Linked DNA regions of Homo sapiens: regions 1, 3 and 4 are each linked to region 2. The links are chromatin contacts, found by Hi-C or POLR2A ChIA-PET in ENCODE. All regions are on one chromosome and are shown on one strand. Each heading gives the region's core, a stretch centred on a gene start or an enhancer-like site at or near the end of the contact. The rest is flanking DNA. Distances are from core to core; before and after follow the strand shown. Region 1 overlaps YARS1 (tyrosyl-tRNA synthetase 1). Region 2 holds the start of MARCKSL1 (MARCKS like 1). Region 3 has its middle 18 kb from the start of PTP4A2. Region 4 has its middle 32 kb from the start of KHDRBS1.

Region 1 (2,700 bases), core at 128-2,627, 460 kb after region 2:
AAAATCTTTCTCTGATCAATGCCTCCAAATTGGGCATCTACTTTTAAATACTCTTCATCCAAAGCCTGTGGAAAGAAACACATGAACATAAACATCTACTTTATTTTTTTGAGACAGAGTCTCGCTCTGTCGCCCAGGCTGGAGTGCTGTGGCGTGATCTCGGCTCACTGCCACCTCTGCCTCTCAGGTTCAAGTGAGTCTCCTGCCTCAGCCTCCCGAGTAGTTGGGATTACAGACATGCACCACCACGCCCGGCTAATTTTTTGTATTTTTAGTAGAGACAACGTTTTGCCATGTTGCCCAGGCTGGCCTTAAAATCCTGAGCTCACCTTGGCCACCCACCTTGGCCTCCCAAAGTGCTGGGATTACAGGCGAGAGCCACCATGCCCAGCCTAAACATCTACTTTATTTCTTCTATATGGGTCTGAGAAATCAGAAACTTTAGGAAATTACTAGATTTTTCAGAAGGTAAAGCCAAGAAGAAAATAAACAGCAGTCAGCTTCCCTCTTGGCCTCAAAAGCTGCAAAGACAGTTGCTGAGTGTTTGCGGTGAACATTACTCTATGTGGATGTCATGGGATAAAAAAATAAGAGTAGTCTCTGCCCTCAGGATATGCAGAATCCTGCAGGGAGGGAGAGAAGAAGAAAACAAACCATAGTCATGCCAAAGGTATTCTACTGAATAAGGTGGCCTGTGACAAATGAAATATAAGTAGCATAAAGAAGTCCTGTGAGAATTCGGGAAAAAGGTAAGACTGAACTAGAAAACAGTGACTGTCTGGGTGCGATGGCTCACGCCTGTAATCCCAGCACTTTGGGAGGCTGAGGTGGAAAGATCACTTGAGCCCGGGTGTCTCTCCAAAAATAAAAAACAAACAAACAAACAAAAAGAAATTAGCCAAGTGTGATGGTGCGCATCTATAGTCCCAGCTACTCAGGAGGCTGAGGTAGGAGGATCACCTAAGCCCAGAGAGGTCGTGGCTGCGGTGAGCCATGATCGTGCCACTGCACCCGAGCCTGGGAGACAGAGTGAAGCCCTGTCTCAAAAAATAAAATTAAATTAAAATAAATAAATAAAACAGTGACTGTCACTTATGACATGCCAGGCCTGCTGCCAGCTCCGTGGATGGTGAGATAAATCAGACCCAGACTCTCCCTTCAAGAAGCCCAATTATCCAGCTGGGGAGAGACATGTAAACAGATCATTTCAACTCAGCGTGCTAAGGGTTAACCCAGATGTTCATATAAGGAACAGTGTTGACATAAAAGAAGAAATTATCTCTATTTAGTAAGATGGGTGTGGAGAAGTCTTCCTAGAATCAGATTGTGGGCTAAGCTTGGTTTTGAACAACATATAGATGTTTTTCACCATGCAGAGGAAATAGAATGTGAGAAGGCACAGAGGTGTGAAGTGTTTAGGGAAATTTTGAGTGATTCAGTCTGCAAAAGTACGAACTTCAAGGGAGGTGGGAAGTAGTGACTGATGAGGTTAGAAAAGTAGGTAAAGACCATGAAATGTCATGCTAGGGTGCCTAGTGTTATCTTGGCCAATGAAAGGTTTTAAGGAGAGGAGAAATATGACCAGCACTGTAGGAAGATCTCAACAGTAACAGGGCAGGGCAGAGACTGGAGACTCATGGGTTGGAGACAAAGTGAATGCCTCAAAGGCTATTGTGAAAGTCTAAGTGAGAAATATCGATGGACAAAAGACAATGAGGACGCAGAGCAAGAATGAATTTAAGACATTTTAAAAAAGTAGAATCGATAAGATTTAGTGCATAATTGGCTGAAGGGAAGAGGAAGAGAAGGCTGAACAAGCAGGAACAGTCTAGAACAGCATTATCCAACAGAATCTTCTGTGGTGATGAATATATTATATGTCTGTGCTGTCCAATATAGTAGCTAACCAAGAACTTGATATATAGCCAATGTGACTAGAGAACAAAAATTTCCATTTTATTTAATAGCCACATATGACTAGGACTAGAGGCTACCACATTAGACAGTACAGACCTAGTTTTTTCTTTCTTTCTTTTTTTTTAGAGATGGAGTCTCACACACACAGAATAAAACAGAGATGGAGTCTTGCTACGTTGCCTAGGCTGGTCTTGAACTCCTGGCCTCAAGCGATCCTCCTGCCTTGGACTTGGGATTATAGGCATAAACCATGGCGCCCAGCCAACAGTGCAGAACTAGCATGTCTCCGGGTTTTCTTTTTTTAAGATAGGGTCTCACTCTGTCACCCAGGCTGGAGGGCAGTGGCATGATCTCGGCTCACTGCAACCTCCACCTCCTGCGTTCAAGCGATTCTCCCACCTCAGCCTCACAAGTAGCTGGGACTACAGGGGCATGCCACCACACCTGGCTAATTTTTGTATTATTTGGCAGAGATGGGGTTTCACCATGTTGGTCAGGCTGGTCTTGAACTCCCAACCTCAAGTGATCTGCCTGTCTTGGTCTCCCAAAGTGTTGGGATTACAGGTGCCAGCCACTGCGCCCAGCTCCAGGTTTAACCTTGGAAAATATCTCTTTGAGGTGACAAGGGAAAATTTTATTTTCTCATATCAAGCATTATAAAGGGCTAGACGTGTTGGCTTACGCCTGCAATTTCAGCACTTTGGGAGACTAAGGCAGGAGGATCACTTGAGGCCAGGAGTTCAAGACCAGCCTAGACAACATAGTGAGACCCTGTCTCTACAA
Region 2 (2,700 bases), core at 180-2,679:
CTCCTGCTCTTCCTCTGTGGGTGAGGAGGCAGAAGAATCACCCCCACCCTCCTTCCGATTTCTCTTGAAGGACAGGCCGCTCAATTTGAAAGGCTTCTTGAAAGAGAATTTCTTCTTCTTCTTGGGGGTCTCCTTGGGGGGGACCTCCCCCTTGGCCTCAGCACCCTGGCTAGGGGGTGCTGGCTCGATGGCATCGCCAGTGGCCCCGGCTGCCTCATCTGTTCCGTTCACAGGGGGCGACTCCCCTTCACCCTTGGGGGATAAGTCTCCATTGCTTTTCACGTGGCCATTCTCCTGCAGGGCAGAGGGAATAGCAATGAGGGCAGGGGCTCCCCCTCCCCCAGCCCGCTTCTGATCCCTTCTAGAGGAAGGGGTCCTCGATTCGATTCTACTGCAACCCGAAAGTCTGGCTTCAGCCTCACCCACACCCAGGATCCCGTCAAACACCTCCCTCTCGCCCCTCACGGGCGCGCGGGGAGCGAGCGCGCAGAGGGCGCGACCGGCAGGAGGCGCTGGGGTCCCGTGGCCCCCACCCCCGTCCCCCGGGGCGCGCTCTCTATTCCGCGCGGAACCGCTCCGGATCTGCTGTGCGGATCCCGGGCAGGCGGGCGAGCCGCTCTAGGCGACATTGGGCGGGAAGCCGCCCCGGGGCGCTGTCTCTCTGCACCTGGACGGCCTATTTTCCCAGCCTCCCGCTTTGTGTAAGTGGCCCCCACCCACCCCAGGCTCTCCCGCATCTCGGCTCCCCCTTAAAAAAAAAAAGACCGTGGGCCACCGAGGTCGGGTCGGCGGGTGGAGTGCGCTCCCCGCCGGGCCCCAGCTCCGCGGCCCCTGGGCGCCCCCTTGGCGTGGCCCAGCAGCGCCTTTGTTCCCCGCGCGGCACTCGGGGCGGCCGGGGGGCAGCGCCGGGGACCGGGGCCGCGAACAAAGAAGGCGGCAGGGCCCGGCCGGCGCCCCCTCCCCGCCCCTCCCCTCGCTTCGCCCGCGGGGGCTGCGGCGCCGAGAACAAAGGGACCGGGCGGGGGAGGGGGCGCCGCGTGTCCCGGGCCGGACAAAGCGCGCGGCCCCGGCCCCGGCCCCGGGCCCTAGAAGGGGCGAGGTGCGAGAGGAGGGGCTGGGGCCGGCCGGGCCAAGCGTACCCACCTGGCCGTTGGCCTTCGCGGGGGAAGCGCCTGCTGCCTCCTCGGCGGTCACGTCGCCCCGGGGAGCCTTGGAGCTCTGGCTGCCCATGATGGGGGTCTGCTGGGGGGCGCTTGGAGCCGCCCCGGGCTCGCGCCGCAGGGGATAGTACGGCGGGGTCGGCCCGGCCGGCGGAGGGGTGGGGCTGGCGCCCGAGGGGGAGGGGTGCCGGGGGAAGCCGAGCTGCACCTCCGCTCCGCGGCCGACCCGCTAGCTGCGCCCGCCGCCGCTCCGCTCCGCGCCAGAATGCCGCCCGCCGCCCGCCGAGCTGCCTATATATAAGCGCCCGGAGCTCGGGGCGGGGCCGGACATTTAAATGCGCGCCCAATCGAGGGGCGGAGGCGGGGTTGGCTCGCAGGCCCCACTTGCGCAGCAGGCGACGCTGGCGGTCGGGTACCCCCCACCCCACCCGAATCCCAGGGGCAGGTAGAGTCCGGTGTGGGCAGGAGCGAGGCCAGTCCTCCCGCGAGCTGGGCGGGGCGGGGCGGGGGGCCTGGAGGAAGGAGACGGGCAGTCATTCCATCCTCTCCGCTCCACCTCTCCGGTGGGCGCCCCCGCAGCCTGGAGCGGCCCCCAACGCCTTGGTCCTGCAGCCGCTGGCAGTCTCCCGCTTGAACCCTTCGAAGGGCTCACACGACCAGGCTCGTCAGATGGCTGGTCCTGAATTATACTCTAGAAATGTGGTCATAGAAGCTGCAGGGCCCCTGCGCTGGGCTCGGCACCCGCTCCGGCCTGGAGAGCGGTCAGAGGTCCCACCCACGTCCCTGCCTGCCTGCCATGGCCAGCCGGGGAGCGGAGGGCTCTGCCTTGCCTCGGGGTCACTCTGGTCGGACTAGTGAGGCCTTTCCCTCATTCCTCCTTTCAGTCCCTTGGTGGCCAGTCATTCTGAGTGGGGACAGACAGATTCGCCTTGAGCCCCTCCTGCCCTCAGCCTGGACCCACTGCAAAGTCCCACGTGGGGGACTTTGTGACCTTGAAGGGCATCTCCATCCCCATTGAAAGGCCAAGGCTCAGAGGCATTGACAACCTGTCTGACTTGGCTCTGGTCCTTCCTCTTTACCTCCACACACAACTCTGCTCCCCTACATCAGGGTGCCCCAGGCCGGCAGAGGAACCCCAGCTGGGGACTCAACAAACCTCAAAACACCCCAGTTTCTGAAGGGGAGGGATAGGATGCTACCAAGGGTCCCTTCAAGGGACAGCCCCTTGAGGACAGCCCTCAAAGCTGCCCAGCCCAGCTTCCCACCCTGCCTGAGAGCAAGGGAGCCCGGAGGTGCTCCGGGCTGGAGACTCCCTAGCTTTGGTCCTCTGCCACCTCTCCTTCTGCTGGCCTGGATAGGCTGGTGGGAACCCCAGAATCCTGGCCGGCCCCGGATGTCTGTGTCCGGCTGCCAGCCCTCAGCCCCCAGGAGGAAAGGGATGGGGGCTGGAAGGAAGCAAAGTGTTGCAAATGCAAGGCTGTGTCCCAGCCAGCTCAGCAAGTCCCTCCCCTCCCTCCTACGGTGAAGCCTCCTGGGAGGC
Region 3 (2,700 bases), core at 184-2,683, 380 kb before region 2:
CCAAATGAAGCGGAGAGGGCTTGGGCCTGACCCAGTGGCCTGCCCACGTGGCTCCCCTGGAGACCGAGGTAGGGGAAAAGGCAGAGAGTGCGTCAGTCCTGATGCAATCACAGGCTTAGTGCTTGGCTCACTTCCTCCTCTTTGGGTGTTTACGGGAGCCTGGATTCCACAGGAACCCTTGGAAGTGTGCACTGACAACAGAGTAGGGGGCAGACAGCATACAAAATTATCCCTGCTTCAGGGACAGTTCAGGAAGAAAGTGATACTGTGCCTGCCTGGGCCTCACATGCCCTGAGCTCAGGGACACGGGAAAGAGATACCAGGTGTCAAATCAGAGGCAGGGGAGGCAGGCAGGGAGGAAGGAGCCAGGACAGGGGACAAACCACTAGCTGCTGCCAGGGCCAGCTTCCAGACACAGCTCAGGGAGGCTGTGAATAGGCCCTTTATCTAAGCTGAAGTGGGGGAAAGGAATCACAGAAGGGGGTCTCAGGTGATAAGGAGCCTCAGAACAAGCTCAGGGGATCTTGTCCCTTCCTTCTCAGCAGAAATCCTAGCAGGGGAGAAGCTTCTTTTTAAGGATTTTGTTTTCCAGCCATTTGCCCAGGATCTTCATTTGGGAGGCCCCTCCTCAATCCCACAGGCCTTACTGGGTCACCTAGAGAGGTCCTAAGAGGTGCGGTGTTGCACAGTGGTTAAGGACATGGGCTTTTGGCAGTCAAGTCTTAGCTCTTCCAGTGACTGGCTGGATACCCCAGGCAAGTCATTTCACCTAACTCTCAACTCCCTACGTCAAACAAGGATAATAACAAGTAGTCAACCCCAGAGATAAAGCCGGGAGGCCCATAGAACATTGCCTGGCAATGGTAAAAGCACTCAATAACTGTTAGATATTGTTATTTTTATTAAGAATAAAGGAGCCGGGCATGGTGGCTCATGCCTGTAATCCCAGCACTTTGGGAGGCCGAGGTGGGCAGATCGCCTGAGGTCAAGAGTTCGAGACCAGCCTGACCAACATGGAGAAACCCTGTCTCTACTAAAAATACAAAATTAGCCAGGTATGGTGGCACATGCCTGTAATCCCAGCTATTTAGGAGGCTGAGGCAGGAGAATCGCTTGAACCCAGGAGGCAGCGATTGCCGTGAGCCGAGATTGCGCCATTGTACTCCAGCCTGGGCAACAAGAGCGAAACTCCATCTCATAAATAAATAAATAAATAAATAAATAAATAAAGGCTTGGAGAGCCATTTTTTTCTCTCTCTCTCTGAAGCTGGGGCCCAATTGTCCTTCTTCCTTCAATATCTAATGACTGTTTCCCAGCTATCAGAAAGGAATCCAACTTCCCCTCCCCCAGAGCTGTGAAACTGAGTAGCAAAGCTTGCTCAAGCTCCTGAGTCATTCAGCAAAACCAGCCCAAGATAATCAGTGGATCAAGGAAACTAGATGCAGAGTGGGGAAAACCCAGCCGCAAAGCTGGGGCCTTCTCGCAGGGCAGTTCCCTCTGCTGGCCCCTCTGGTGAGCTTTCACTTCAGGTTCACAAACAAGACAGCATCTTCCCAGGCCCTCCTGAACCCAGAATAAGGCCTTAGCTACTCCTGGGTCTCTCAACAGCAGCCAGGCCTTTCTCTGGAATCTTGTTTGACACAAACTTTTTGCCTTTGGACAAACTCTCTCCTTCCCTCCGTATCCCAGGCCTCAGGAGAGTCGAAACCCTGACTCCCATTCTCACTGTCCACTCATTTCTCAGTCCCTGTCATTTGACTTCTGCCCAGCCACTGAACTGTCTGTCATCACACTCAGTGATGATCTTTTCATCACCAAATCCAAAGACTTTTTCCAGGCCTTTCCTACTTGCCTCTTCTAAACAGTCAGCGCTGTCGACCACTTTCTTTCTTTCTTTTTTTTTTTTTCTGAGACGGAGTTTCACTCTTGTTGTCCAGGCTGGAGTGTACTGGCGTGATCTCGGCTCACTGCAACATCCGCCTCCCAGGTTCAAGTGATTCTCCTGCCTCAGCCTCCTGAGTAGCTGGGATTACAGGCGCATGTGCCACCACACCCGGCTAATTTTTGTATTTTTAGTAGAGACAGGGTTTCACCATGCTGGACAGGCTGGTCTCGAACTCCTGACCTCAGGTGATCCACCCACCTCAGCCTCCCAAAGTGCTGGGATTATAGGCGTGAGCCACCGTGCCCAGCCTGTTTTGTTTTTTTGAGAGGGAGTCTCACTCTGTCGCCCAGGCTGGAGTACAGTGGCGAGATCACAGCTTGCGGCAACCTCCACCTCCCGGGTTCAAGCAATTCTCCTGTCTCAGCCTCCTGGGTAGCTAAAATTACAGGCGCCCACCACCACGCCGGCTAATTTTTGTACTTTTAGTAGAGACGATGTTGCACCATGTTGACCAGGCTGGTCTCAAACTCCTGACCTCAAGTGATCCACCCACCTCGGCCTCCCAAAGTGTTGGGATTACAGGTGTGAGCCACCGTGCCTGGCTTCTTTTCTTTCATACTTATTTGTTTATTTTTTTTTTTTTGAGATGTTGTTTCATTCTTGTTGCCCAGGCTGGAGTGCAATGGCGCGATCTCTGCTCACTGCAACCTCCACCTCCCGGGTTCAAGTGATTCTCCTGCCTCAGCCTCCCAAGTAGCTGGGACTACAGGCATGTGCCGCCACACCCAGCTAAGTTTGTATTTTTAGTAGAGAC
Region 4 (2,700 bases), core at 41-2,540, 350 kb before region 2:
ACCCCAAAGCCTATATTCTCTCTCTGTCTCTCTTTTTTTTTTTTTTTTTTTTTGGAGACAGAGTCTTGCTCCATTGCCCAGGCTGGAGTGCAGTGGCGCAATCTCGGCTCACTGCAACCTCCACCTCCCAGGTTCAAGTAATTCTTCTGCCTCAGCTTCCCAAGTAGCTGGGACTACGGGTGCCCATCACCATGCCCAGCTAATTTTTGTATTTTTAGTAGAGACGGGGTTTCACCATGTTGGCCAGGCTAGTCTCGAACTCCTGACCTCAGGTGATCCACCCAACTCAGCCTCCCAAAGTGCTGGGATTACAGGCATAAGCCACCTTGCCTGGCCAAAGTCTATATTATTAAGATTGCAATATTTTACTATGTCCCAGGTATGTGCAGTTCCAGAGTTAGGTAGTAGCTGGAGGAGTTTCTGAATTTTCTGTGTAACGTGGTTATATACGTGCTAGAATCGCAGTCAGTGAACTTAATATGCAAATGAAATACTCTGTACACTGTAAACAATGTTACCTCTCAAGTTTTTGCAGCAAACACCACCATTATCCCTTTGGAGTTAAACCCGCTTGGCTACCACCCTTGCTGTCAAACCCCCATGAGATGCCAAACACTTGAAAAGGGTTTCATCGGAGATGTCAGTGTGAGATTAAGAACACACAACAGATGAAATAGAGAAAACAAGGGAATTCACTAGCAGTTACTGGTAAGACGCTCAGGCTATTAGCCTGTCACACTCCCCACTGCCAGCAAAGCCATCTTTAGCCACTTGGAAACCTGGCCTTGCTTTCACTTCCTTTGTGAAATGTCCCGGGTGGTATTTTCCCCACAGTGTAAACAAGTCCTTTTACATTAATCAATTCATTTAATTCTCACAAAAACACTATAAAGTAAGTACTGTTATCATCTCCATTTTACAGATGACGTAACTGAGGCACAGAGAGTCTAAGCAGTTTGCTCAAAGTCACATGTGACATATGGCAGTGCTAGATTCAAACCCTTAAGTTACTGCGGAATCTGTGCTCTCAAAAACTACTACTCAGGCTGGGCGCAGTAGCTCACAGCTGTAAACCCAGCACTTTGGGAGGCTGAGGCAGGCAGATCACCTGAGGTCAGCAGTTCGAGACCAGCCTGGCCAACGTGGCAAAACCCCGTCTGTACTAAAAATACAAAAAAATTAGCCGGGCATGGTGGTGCATGACTATAATTCCAGCTACTCAGGAGGCTGAGGCAGGAGAATCACCACTTGACCTGGGAGGCAGAGGTTGCAGTGAGGTGAGATCACACCACTGCACTCCAGCCTGTGCGACAAAGTGAGACTCCGTGTCAAAAAAAAAAAAAAAAACCACATACACACACACAAAAACCCCTACTACTCTGTAGTTTGACAACAAAGCTAAATGAAGATAATTAGAAAATCCACTATTGCACCAGAATTGCAAAAGGGCTGTGGAGATATGTTTTTTTGTAGAATCTATGTGCTTTAGTAATGTGGAAGGGAGATCTCCCACCAAAATGTGTGGTGAGGTAGGCCTGGGTCACTCCCCAGACCAGGATCCCCCAGGCTCCAGGCTTTCATCTTAGCCCTGTAGTAACCCCCTCAGAAAAAGAATGCTTCTTTCCCATTTGTTCCAGCAAAAATCCTAAGATTGCTCTGATCAACTACCTTGGTTCTGTGCTTAACATTGACCCAGTTACAGAACTAAAGGATGGAATATGCTGACTTGTCGGGCCTGGGTGATATGCACATCCTTCTCTGCAGCCACACCCCAACACACGGAGCAAGAATGGAGAGATGGCTCCTAGCGAAAACTAGACTACTGAGAGGAGGGGAAAGAATGCTGAGCAGGCAAAACAACAGATGATCCAGGGATTCAGGCATTGACACTGGTAATTATAAGCCAGTGTGATAAATGACTTGACAGGAAGGAACTGGCACTGGAAGACAGCAGAGGAAACACCTAAACCAGAGGAAGTGGCATGTAAGCTGAGACCCAAGGAGGAGGTATCCAGGGCAAAGAGGGTGTGGGGTGGGGAAAGGAAACAGGCTGTGCATATTTTTATTTCCTTCCCTCCCTCCCTCCCTCCCTCCCTCCCTTCCTTTTTTTGAGACAGAGTCTCGCTCTGTCACCCAGGCTGGTATGCAGTGGCGTGATCTCGGCTCACTGCAACCTCCGCCTCCCAGGTTCAAGGGATTCTCCTGCCTCAGCCTCCCAAGGAGCTAGGATTATAGGCGCCTGCCACCACCCCTGCCTAATTTTTGTATTTTTAGTAGAGACAGGGTTTCACCATGTTGTCCAGGCTAGTCTCGAACTCTTAACCTCCAGTTATCCACCTGCCTCGGCCTCCCAAAGTGCTGAGATTACAGGTGTGAGCCACCACGCCTGGCCACATTTCTTGAAATGTGTGAGATTGGGGCCTAAACATTCACAGAGTCCGTGAGGATGAAGATGATGGGCCAGTCTGGGTGCCCTGGAGTGGCCTGAGCAGAAAGGAAGGAAAATGGATTAGGGGCTGAAGAGGAGATGAAGCTTTTAGTTTGGATATTGATCCTGAGGGGCACATGGGTCATTCTGTTAGAGATATCAAAGAGCCAGCTGAATATGTGGGTATGGCATTTGGGAGCAGGATCTCTGGACAGAGATCTGGGTGTGATCAGCACAAGGATGACCATTGAATGACCATCAGTTAAGGTCAT

Evidence for each region. Hi-C counts contacts between places; a loop is a spot of excess contacts on that map. ChIA-PET counts read pairs that join two places held with the same protein, here RNA polymerase II (POLR2A). Pooled maps may share reads with other maps.
Region 1: a pooled map shows a loop between it and region 2 (2.6-fold over the local background). The contact joins the enhancer-like site here to the promoter of MARCKSL1 in region 2. A Hi-C loop is called at or near these places in 3 of 50 pooled maps. POLR2A ChIA-PET finds 5 or more read pairs at or near these places in 2 of 52 experiments (PC-9 and activated T-cell).
Region 3: a loop to region 2 is called in a pooled map, with 4 times the contacts of the local background. The contact joins the enhancer-like site here to the promoter of MARCKSL1 in region 2. A Hi-C loop is called at or near these places in 1 of 37 single-sample maps with no recorded cell type and 3 of 50 pooled maps. POLR2A ChIA-PET finds 5 or more read pairs at or near these places in 3 of 52 experiments (HEK293, K562 and activated T-cell).
Region 4: a pooled map shows a loop between it and region 2 (2.7-fold over the local background). The contact joins the enhancer-like site here to the promoter of MARCKSL1 in region 2. A Hi-C loop is called at or near these places in 2 of 50 pooled maps. POLR2A ChIA-PET finds 5 or more read pairs at or near these places in 4 of 52 experiments (B cell, GM10248, PC-9 and 1 more).

Annotation. Positions count from the first base shown.
Region 1 is chr1:32,797,779-32,800,478 of GRCh38, forward strand. YARS1 (tyrosyl-tRNA synthetase 1) reads right to left here. Exons shown (of 13, transcript NM_003680.4): 5 at 1-65. Among named protein-coding and RNA genes, the nearest start is that of YARS1, 18 kb to the right of the region's middle. RefSeq lists an enhancer at 1,510-1,639. Within about 2 kb of position 1,378, at least 7 of the 41 ENCODE cell types and tissues checked have a DNase peak (open chromatin) inside an H3K27ac peak, as active enhancers do; they include PC-9, where a contact is called at or near this core.
Region 2 is chr1:32,334,804-32,337,503 of GRCh38, forward strand. MARCKSL1 (MARCKS like 1) reads right to left here and starts at 1,430. Exons shown (of 2, transcript NM_023009.7): 1 at 1,144-1,430; 2 at 1-294. The coding sequence starts at 1,230. It overlaps LOC124903949 (a long non-coding RNA gene), which reads left to right and starts at 574. Exons shown (of 2, transcript XR_007065661.1): 1 at 574-701. RefSeq lists silencers at 252-691, 832-911, 1,042-1,191, 1,212-1,741, 2,675-2,700 and enhancers at 1,083-1,652, 1,922-2,011.
Region 3 is chr1:31,954,743-31,957,442 of GRCh38, forward strand. No RefSeq gene overlaps it. Among named protein-coding and RNA genes, the nearest start is that of PTP4A2, 18 kb to the left of the region's middle. RefSeq lists enhancers at 1-299, 300-1,076, 1,077-1,854, 1,084-1,691, 1,279-1,838 and 1 more. Within about 2 kb of position 1,434, at least 37 of the 41 ENCODE cell types and tissues checked have a DNase peak (open chromatin) inside an H3K27ac peak, as active enhancers do.
Region 4 is chr1:31,980,266-31,982,965 of GRCh38, forward strand. No RefSeq gene overlaps it. Among named protein-coding and RNA genes, the nearest start is that of KHDRBS1, 32 kb to the right of the region's middle. Within about 2 kb of position 1,291, at least 6 of the 41 ENCODE cell types and tissues checked have a DNase peak (open chromatin) inside an H3K27ac peak, as active enhancers do; they include B cell, where a contact is called at or near this core.